Linked DNA regions of Homo sapiens: region 2 is linked to region 1. A link is a loop called in an ENCODE intact Hi-C map of the cell type or tissue named here. Cell type or tissue: heart right ventricle. All regions are shown on one strand. Each heading gives the region's core, and the rest is flanking DNA. Links, peaks and the distances in the headings are about the cores only. Region 1 has its middle 210 kb from the start of LINC03005. Region 2 has its middle 120 kb from the start of LINC03005.

Region 1 (5,387 bases), core at 183-5,182:
ATGGTAGGCTCTGGCAGGAGATGGCAGAAAAGGAAGAGAATGAGGCCAAGGGGTTATTATCCTCATTCCTTCCTGCTGGGTCTCTGTGATTGCCCTGTCTCTTTCCCAAATGCCACAGCCAGGCCGAAGACTGTCTCTCCAGGCACACTTTCCCAGTCCTGATAACTGTTTCCTCCTTTTGCCCTTCAGGTTTATAGCTCAGAAAGTTTTCTAATCCTAGCTTCAGGATACTGAATGTACCTTAGTGATGTCCATAAAACTGCACATACATTTTAAGTAGCACTTTTGTTGAATTACCCAATCTCACCTGTCTCTTGCCAGTCCCTTATGGATATACTGTTTGATTTTAATTTTGTCATCTTGTTATATGCATTCATTTTCATTTCTTCACTTTTTACATTTTCTTCTATTTTGCTTTGGGATCTCTTTCAGTTCTGTTTTTAGCAGAGACATGCTCTTTTTAGTTCTACTTGAGATCAGCACTTAAAGATTTCCCACCGTTCTTAGAATTACATCAAAGTACCAAAACCTGTAACAAAATAATTATATATCCCCTTTTCGTTCAAATAAGCGGTTTGGCCTTCTTATCTCTTTCTCTGTTTTAGATAATTTAATCTAAGATTCTTCATTTAAAATAAGCGGTTAATATTTAAAACACTACAATATTAAAAATATTTCATTTGCCCATTTTATACTGAGTGTCATGGTTATTTATTATTGTTCTTTCTCTAAACTGTTTGTCACATCGTGTTGCAACTCTCTGTTACATTGTGATGATGTAACAGCAATATCTGAATGCATCCCATAGCTAGGTCATTTACATCAGGGCTTGTTCAGGCGCCTTCAGGTCAAAGAGAATGGGGACACACGTGATTTATCTTAGATCAAAAAACAAGTTTGGATTTTGATTTTCTTATTGAGCATAGTTAGCAGTGCAAAAAGAAGGAAATGAGAGGAAAGCGCTATGCAAGGAACCCTTTCAGAGATTAGACTTATTGTGGGGTTACCAGATTTGGTAGATAATTGGGGTTAGCCCAGCAACTTAGATAGAACCTTTAGACCGGGCTTGGTGGCTCAAGCCTGTAATCCCACCATTGTGAGAGGCCGAGGAGGGAGGATCGTTTGAGCCCAGGAGTTCAAGACCAGCCTGGGCAACATAGTGAGACCCTGTCTCTACAAAAATATAACAATAGTAATAACAATAATAAACAACGTTTAGTTACTGTGTCATATGATGTTTTTAAGGGCAAGGAGCCATTTTATCCTACATCATGATTCAATGACTTCACTATTATATATTTTTATATAATCATTTCCTTATAACTTCATTTCATGCACATCATTGGCTGTGAGCATTTTGGTTATTTACTCTGTTTATAAACATGACATTTAATTGGGAACAAATACAGGACTCAGTCAAAGCCTGGTGTCTCTGGAGAAGTGTAAATATCTATATTTTGAGGCCCAACATTATTCTCTACAGCAAAATTTTCATGAAGCTATCTTTTCAACTTAAAATTTTAAGTGGTGTGGTCTTTTATGTTCCTGTTAGAGCTATTTTTATCATTTATGGTATTTTCTTGAGATATTCCTTCTGAATTGCTGTTTGAATTCTGCATTATTATTTCTTTTCTATGCAGTTGTCTTATCTGCTCAAATTCATTTAAGCTTTCCTGAGACCACAGATCTTTTCATTTATATTTCATATACATCCCATACCTAACAGTTTAATGCTGGAGACACAGAGATGTTCAATAAATATTTCTTAATTTGATTTATTACAGTTCTTATTAATTCTGTCTGCTGAGTCTGGTAGTGTATTCCCTTCCGTTTGGTATAAAGCAGACAGCACTTGATATACTTTGAAATGCAGTCCAGAGTTAATAATCTCTGAGAAACCTGATATGCTTTTATACTGCCCAGATCTCTTGTTAGAAAACTCCAGAGAATTTAAGCATTGACTTTTCTTAATCTGTTACCTCATTTGGTGTACATTCATATCTACAGCAGCATCATAAGGTGAACAAGGGCTCCACAAATCTTTGGATTTGTTTTAAATTGGCATTTAATATATATATTTTTTCTTTCTAAAAGCATTTGGGGAGAGTTCAGCTGCCAGGTCCCTTGAGCAAAATGGTTTTCTTGACACTGCTTCTGTGTTGTCTCACAACCATATATCTGGCCCTGCAACTTGAAAACAGGAAAAGGCGGGGGAGGGAGAGAAACCTTCTGTTCACTCCCAGTGGCAATCCATTGGGACTCTAAGTGCTTGAATATTTTTAATTCACTAGGAGGCTTCAAGCTATCATGGAGGGAAAAATATGCAGAAATTCTAAAATATTAAGCCAATTCCATATAAATCATAATAACGCTCTAAATGGCAGAAGCTTAACTCACATTCCCTTTTAGTAAAGGCTTAATTGTATAAATAGCTCTGTCAAATCATTTCAACTGATCTTGCCCCCAATCTAAGGCTGTATCTACACAATTCATGTAAAAATCACTGAAGGATATTATCATCATGATATATGTAAATATCCAGATGTTTGGCAGCAAGTAAAACAAACATCCAGGTGATTGGCTGAATTTTCTTTTTAATATTTTTTCCAAGTCCTTACAAAGATACTAGGAATGCAAGCAAGCTAGTTACTAGATAGTTTCATATTGAGTAATCTTATATTAACTAAAGCATTATATTTGTTACAAAAAGAAGTTAAGATTTTTCCTCAAATATTTTTGCTAAAGATACCAAGGCCTAGAGACAGAGGTCTCTTTCTGCCCCAGCATGGAGGTTGTACTAGAAAGACAGTCTGATATAAAGAAGGGTGAAGAGGTGTTTCTTCTATAATTGCTGCACATGTACTTGTGCTGAGGTGACATCCCATAGATGCTACGTTGATAAATGCTATAGGAATGCACCTGGACACCCAGAGATAAGACGACTGAATGGATATGAATTCCAAATGGTAGCAATCCCTGAGGTCATTTTGCTAGAAGCCCTTTTAAATGATTGAATGATTAATGGATATGGCAATCCTAGGAACGACAAAAAGTTAATTTAAAAGGCATTTTTTGTTTAGAAAGACTTCTTCACTTTTATGAGCATCACATTTTCTATTACTTTTTATGTGTAGTATAGCCCACTGACTTTAACAATAATTGGAAGTATTAATTGATGGCATTGATAGGACAGTCATAAAATCTAGTGACAACAGTCACTCCTGACTCTGGATGTTATTCATACCACGAGATTTCTCTGGCTTGTCACTATTCTTTCTCCACCTCAAACTGTTATTTTCCACTGACCTTTACCCAGTCTGACCCATTGTTTCACAGTTGTCACTAAAAAGGTCCTCATTTAGTTTGATTATTTAGAGAATTGTGTCCGGTAGCTGTGAAATAACAAAAGAATGGATACCACTGATCACAGTAAATTTTTTTTCTCTCTGGTTTTCAGCCACATGATAAAAACAGGATGCTTCACTCTCAGGGACCAGTGACTGGCATAACTTATCAAAGCTGCCTTTTCCCTTTCCTCTGACTTTCCCCTTTGTTTCCTTGAGGGATGTAGAAATGACATCAAACTGTTCAAAATAGTGCTGCCCTGTTATAGATGACCAAAGAGTTATTTGCTTTATTTTGAAGAAAAAATAATAGCTCTAACCTTTTGTTTTGTACAGAAAACAGACAAACAGGATATATATTTTTTTATTATCTCCAGGTTTTATCTCACCTTTCCTGCTCTTTTGAAACAAAAGAAGTCAATTTTAAAAAGCAAATCACAAATAAAGCTTAAAAAGAGAATTGCGTTACAATTTTCTCTAGAAATGTTCCAATGACATCTTACACACGGTAACAACAGATCTCATCATCCTAATAAATGATTGTGGATGCAAATCATAACTATTTTAAGGACATAGGAAAAGAAAATGGAAAAACCTCATGCTTGTAAATCAAGTGACTGTCTTTCAAAGATAAACATATTTAACTGTAAGTTTAATTTGCACCATGTCAAGTCTTTACTTTGCCCCTTTTTAGATTCTCTTTCAGCTTCTCTGAGGCAGTTAGGTCTAGATCTAGTTATATCTAGATAATTTATTTGTATTTTAGCAGAAAATTTGTATTTTAGCAGCTGTGTACTAACTGCCCGATTTGAAGCCTTCCTAAGCCACATCACCAAAATGGGACGCTGTGCTGTACCAGAAGAGGCATTTAGTCATTTACCTGGACAAACTGTTAATGCTACTTTAGAAGTCTCATCCTAAGCAATTCTCAAACATTTCCCTACTTCCTCTGATTCCATGCATATGGGTTTAACTGTGGTATCTTTCTCTAGAGCAGTGTTGTCCAAAAGAAATTTTTATAATGATGCAATTTAAAAATATTTGCACTGTTCTATATGGTAGTCTCTAACCTGTTATGACTATTGGGCACTTGAACCATGGCTAATGCACTTAAGAACTGGAATATTTAATTCTACATAAGTTAATTAATTTAAATCTGAATTTGTATAGCTTCAATTGGGTAGTGACTATCATAGTGGATAATAGAGGTTCAGAATACCTTAAGATGTACTTCCTGGTCTTGGATTTCTTGATGTGTATTAAAATAACCAACAATATTTCTGATCCTTTATTTTGTTAAATGCAAAACATGAAAATCTCTCTTCATACTGTGATGATAAGAGTATTTAATAGTTTTTGATAGTGACATGAAAAGTCTAATTTAGGGCATTTTGACGCAAAGTTTCAAAGGCCTTCTGCAGAGATATTATACTCCAACTATTTTAGTTTTTCAAAAGTATAAACCATGTGCAGTGTTATAATAAGATATTGGCAAATATTACAGTGTTTCAAAGAGTTATATTTATGAGTTCTCAAACACCAGTCAATAAACACACTTATTTCTGTGTCAACAAGTTTCTGTAGGGAGTAAAATCCCTCAGTGTTATTTACATAAGAAGATGCTTGATAGAAAGTTTCAGGTGAAGCATATTTTAAAGGCAGTGCTAGCTCAAGACTGAAAAAAATTGTTTTTGAATACTGACATGAATGACTTGGATGTTCTGAGACTCCTCATGCACATGGAGGGGATAAAAGAATTTGGAGCTGATGAATTGAGTATTTTGGGGGACATTTTCTTAGGAGAGAGAAGTATTTTAAATTTCTTCCAACCCAAAGTGAACAAAAGAGAATATCTGCCCTTTATCTCTTATTTAGGAGAAAGGGGCTTTAAGGAAATCACCAATGTGTCCCCTGTATCCTCTGATCCTCTGCAGTGCCTCCCAGCCAAAGGAATGTATGGAGGACTGGTAACTGAGTCCTACTAGAGATATATAAAGGGTTGGTATAGAGAAGGCAGAGGCTTGTGAAGTAACTATACTCTCA
Region 2 (5,387 bases), core at 306-5,305, 92 kb after region 1:
TGGGCAGAGGCGCCCCTCACCTCCCGGACGGGGCGGCTGGCCCGGCGGGAGGCTGACCCCCCCCCCTCCCGGACGGGGCAGCTGGCCAGGCGGGGGGCTGACCCCCCCCACCTCCCTCCCGGACGGGGCGGCTGGCCGGGCAGAGGGGCTCCTCACTTCCCAGTAGGGGCGGCCGGGCAGAGGCGCCCCTCACCTCCTGGATGGGGCGGCTGGCCGGGCAGGGGGCTGACCCCCCCACCTCCCTCCCAGACAGGGCGGCTGGCCGGGCGGGGGGCTGACCCCCACACCTCCCTCCTGGACGGGGCGGCTGGCCGGGCAGAGGGGCTCCTCACTTCCCAGTAGGGGCGGCCGGGCAGAGGCGCCCCTCACCTCCCGGATGGGGCGGCTGGCCAGGCGGGGGGCTGACCCCCCCCACCTCCCTCCTGGACGGGGCGGCTGGCCGGGCAGAGGGGCTCCTCACTTCCCAGTAGGGGCAGCCGGGCAGAGGCGCCCCTCACCTCCCGGATGGGGCGGCTGGCCAGGCGGGGGGCTGACCCCCCCACCTCCCTCCCGGATGGGGCGGCTGGCCGGGCGGGGGGCTGACCCCCCCACCTCCCTCCCGGACGGGGTGGCTGCCAGGTGGAGACGCTCCTCACTTCCCAGACGGGGTGGCTGCCGGGCGGAGGGGCTCCTCACTTCTCAGATGGGGCGGCTGCTGGGCGGAGGGGCTCCTCACTTCTCAGACAGGGCGGTTGCCAGGCAGAGGGTCTCCTCACTTCTCAGACGGGGTGGCCGGGCAGAGACGCTCCTCACATCCGGGACGGGGCGACAGGGCAGAGGCGCTCCCCACATCTCAGACGATGGGTGGCCGGGCAGAGACGCTCCTCACTTCCTAGATGGGATGGTGGCCGGGAAGAGGCGCTCCTCACTTCCTAGATGGGATGGCGGCTGGGCAGAGATGCTCCTCACTTTCCAGACTGGGCAGCCAGGCAGAGGGGCTCCTCACATCCCAGACGATGGGCGGCCAGGCAGAGACGCTCCTCACTTCCCAGACGGGGTGGCGGCCGGGCAGAGGCTGCAATCTCGGCACTTTGGGAGGCCAAGGCAGGCTGCTGGGAGGTGGATGTTGTAGCGAGCCGAGATCACGCCATTGCACTCCAGCCTGGGCACCATTGAGCACTGAGTGAAGGAGACTCCGTCTGCAATCCCGGCACCTCGGGAGGCCGAGGCTGGCGGATCACTCACGGTTAGGAGCTGGAGACCAGCCCGGCCAACACAGCGAAACCCCGTCTCCACCCAAAAATACGAAAACCAGCCAGGCGTGGCGGCACGCGCCTGCAATCGCAGGCACTCGGCAGGCTGAGGCAGGAGAATCAGGCAGGGAGGTTGCAGTGAGCCGAGATGGCAGCAGTACAGTCCAGCTTCGGCTCGGCATCAGAGGGAGACCTTGGAAAGAGGGGAGAGGGAGAGGGAGAGGGAGAGGGAGAGGGAGACGGAGACGGAGAGGGAGAGGGAGAGGGAGAGGGAGAGGGAGAGCTATTTTGAATTCTTTATCTGACATTTCTAGGAGTTCTTTTTGATTGGGATATGTTGCTAGACAATTGTTTTATCTTTTGGTTGTGTCATATTTCCCTGCTTTTTCATGTTTCCTGTGGTCTTCCACTGATATCTGTGCATCTGATGTAGCAGTTGCTTGTTCCAATTTTTTGAAATTACTTTTGTAGGGGAGAAATTTTCCCTGAGGTTGTATGTATATTGTTGATTAATGTAGTTTGACTTTGACTTTGGGTGCCTGTGGTAGTGTGATCTTTGCATTACTTCTTTGGCAATACACAGAGTCAGTGGTATCTGTGATTTCCTCAGTTGCTTAGGGTATAGTTATTAATTCAAGTAGTGGTGCAATTTTTGGGGAGGACTTGGATGTAAACTGAGCTAATCTTTGGGCCCTGGTGGTGGCAGCAGTGGGGTAAATATGCCCTGTTTAAGGCCCTAGAGCAGTTTACACTGGCTCTAGTGTTAGAGGGTCCTGGAGATCTGATTCTTGAATCTTCAGGTGGCTTGCTTAGAAACTAGAAGTGGAAGAGGTGGACCAGGTATGTGGGTTGGTTCTTAGACCCTTGGGCAGCTGAGTTGGTGTGGGTGATGGTTGTAGCAGTGGTGTAGCCACCCACTGGTACCCAAGAAGTCTATGCTGGTGTAGCTGAAAGCTGTGATGTGTTGGGTGGGCTAGTCCCTAGTCCCCCAGCTGCCCATAGGAGGGTAGTGGCTATTGTCCAAAGTGTGCTTAGGAAATCTTTGTCTCCCCATCTCTTCCCTGGCTGGGTAGTGTGGCTGTAATCACATTTGCTCAAACTCAACTCAAAGGTGGGGCACAGCCCAGTGTTAAACCCTCAAATTGGTGCAAACTGTGGGTTTATGAACAGAAAGGGCAGGGCCCCTCTTAGATGAGCAACATGGGTAAGATGCTGTGGTCAGTATGGTTCACTCAAGTCTCAGTCTCACAGTAGCCCATGATAGTGTGGTGGGTATTGTTCTAGATAGGAGAGCCTAGTTTCTTTGTTCCTCCTTGGCCAGGTGGTGGCTGCAGTCATGCCAACTTGAACTCAGCCCAACCATGGGATGTGACCCAGGATTAAACCCTCAAAATGACACCTTGGGCCTGAGACAAGGGAGGGGCCTCTCCTAGGTAGGCAGGATGAACAAGAAACTACAGAGTGTGCAGTCCACTTGCATCTTGGTCTCACAGCAGGCCACTGCAGGTCAGTTGTTATTGTCCTAGATGTGTAAAGGAGCCTGTCCCTTCTTGGCTGGGTGACAGATGCAGCTACATTAGCCCAAACTCAGTCCAAGGTGAAGGGGGGGTGAAGTCCAGCATTAAACTCTCAAAACGGTGCCTTGGGCTTGGATCGAGAGAGAGCAAAATCCTTCTTAGGCAAGGAGTGTGAACAAGCAGCTGTGAGGAGTATGGCTCATTCACATCTCAGTCTCAACAGCAGCCCAAAGCAGGGCAGTAGGGACCCTATCAGGGGTTTGTGGGATGACAATCTCCTCTCTGCCTCCTCAAGGCAGTGCAGCAGCAACAGCCATTTCTGTAGATCACTGGTATCTAGGTTCTCAAAATGGCTCTCAGCTGAAGCTGCTCCAGGCTTAGATGTTGATGGGATGCTGCATGGGTTCTGTTTCTGGAGTAACATCTCTGTGAAATCTTTAGGCAGTGCTGTATGTCAGGCTTGAAACCATAATGGGTCTGTTAGCAGTGCTGAATCCATACATGTCTGCAGCAAACTCAATTCTTGCCTCCTTGAGGAAGCAATGTGGCCAAGGGGCATAAGGCAGAAGGAGAGACTGAGGCAAGTTTTAGAGGAGGAGTGAATGTTTATTAAAAAGTTCTAGAGCAGGAACAAAAGGAAGTAAAGTACACTTGGAAGAGGGACAAGCAGGCAACTTGAGAGACCCAAATCCTCTGTCCAACCCTTGACTTGCAGTTTTATACATTGGCATGATTCTGGGGTTTCCATTTCTCCTCCCTCGATTTTTCCCTCGGGGGCTGTCCACATGCACAGAGGTCACATGCGTGGTGTGTTTACTGAAGTTGTGCCCATGCTCATTTGAGGCGCTTTTCCCTTACCAGTTGAGCATTCCTAGAGGAAGGTCATATACCAGTTAAATTCCACCATTTTACCTCTTAGTGCACATGCTTGAGCCTTCTCACCCAACTCTTGAGACCTTATCAGGAAGCTGCTGATCACTAGCTTCAAGAGTTAGCCGTTCCCTGGCACCAGCTGTGACCAATTACTATTTTAGAGAAACAGTTTAACAACTGCCTGGCCATCACCTGATGATCGCCTGACATTCCTGGGTGGGGGCCTTTCCTCCCCTGCTCATGTCTGCCTAGCTACTTACTCTAACAGGTCAAAGGTTTCTCCTGTAGCCAAGATTATAAAAGTTTGTTTCAGAACGTGGAGCCCTGGGGGTTTCTCTCTTACTGATTCCCCATCTCCAGGAACCTCTTTTGGCTCTTAGTCCCCGGCCAGGCAAGCTGCCTCAAAACCTCTCCTTACTTACTTCTGGTGCTTTCTATCTCTGGTGAATGTTAGTGTTCTCTCCTAGATGATCTCTTCAAAATATCTCTACTTACTATTCTGGTTCCTCTCCGTGGAGGATGCACATACTACCTGCATCTAGTCAGCCATCTTGACCTCAACCTCTCTTCTAGCTTTATAATTCTATGGTTTCCTTCATGTTGTTAAGAAATTCTCACTGTCATATAACAAAATCAATAGGAGAATACATTTAAAACTATTCATTAGAGCTTCTCTGGAAGTCTGTTTCCATGTGACTAATACAAAATAAACAGTATTATAAAAAATTGAAAGGTGAATATATAATGTTTTGTTCCATAGTTGCCATAGCACTAGGTTATGTCCGCACATGAATAAACAATCTTATATAATAATTTATTCAAGAAGGAAAATATACATATGGGGTGATAATGGGGCCCTGTTGCTCTGGCATACATATAAAAGGAAGGCTAAATTATTTTTATTTTAACCTCCTGCCTTGAGATATTATACTCATTTGTAATAACCCTAATCTGTCAGTCATTATTTTCTTCTGTATCACATTGCTATTTAATTTATGAATTGGAGAATAAATGCCTAAAGCATAATCTCTGCGCAGGGTGGTTTATTCCCTTTGATCCCAATCTGATAAGAGATAAATCCTGTTAATTAATAGTTGCTGAAGAAGCTGACAAGAAAGGTTGGATCTGGTGGGATTGTTTGGGAAACTTTTTAAGGCAAATCATAATCCTCATAAAATATTCCTTAAAGATGGTAGCTATAAATTATACCTACTTTCCTAAGTTACCAATGAGCTAGAAAGATTTGATTTTTAATGCCTTTGCATCATAAAATATCTTTATGCTTTTTAAAAATATTATTTCTGTTTTATATCTTCTTGTTTTTATTTTCTCCTAAGTAACTTTGTCTTCTTTCTAAGAGGGCATAATGAATGACACACAAACCAATGATAAACGACAATTTACATATCAATTATTTGTGTCTTTGGTTTTCTCAATGACTGTACCATATTTCCATGAACAACTGATCTAAGGAGTAGGTAGATAGACTGTAATGATTTGGAAAATAATCTATGTAGTAGCTGGCTATCTGAATCAGTCTAGTCGGTACCATAGCAAAGATCTACATAAAGCATCCCTCAGTCTATAAAGAACCAAAGCTGTAACTGATGACATATATTCCATAGCATCCATTCTACATTTCTATCAATGCTTCCCACGTGGCCTGAAATGAGCAAGATGCTTAATAACTGTTTTTTGAATAAAGAAAGAAATTAGAATTTTTTATAACACTCTTTTATAATGACAAAACGATGAATTTTTCAAA

What was found. Peaks named below come from ENCODE experiments on the same cell type or tissue, not always from the same donor. Only the 100,000 strongest peaks of a DNase experiment are listed, where the experiment ranks them.
Region 2: it touches region 1 in a loop (2.0-fold over the local background); 1 of 110 quality-filtered maps calls a loop at or near these places.

Annotation. Positions count from the first base shown.
Region 1 is chr6:22,923,636-22,929,022 of GRCh38, reverse strand. No RefSeq gene overlaps it. Among named protein-coding and RNA genes, the nearest start is that of LINC03005, 210 kb to the right of the region's middle. In heart right ventricle, for the core only: no CTCF peak of the experiment used is centred there; a DNase peak (open chromatin) is centred at 2,204; H3K27ac peaks cover 3,554 bases.
Region 2 is chr6:22,831,805-22,837,191 of GRCh38, reverse strand. No RefSeq gene overlaps it. Among named protein-coding and RNA genes, the nearest start is that of LINC03005, 120 kb to the right of the region's middle. In heart right ventricle, for the core only: no CTCF peak of the experiment used is centred there; no DNase peak of the experiment used is centred there.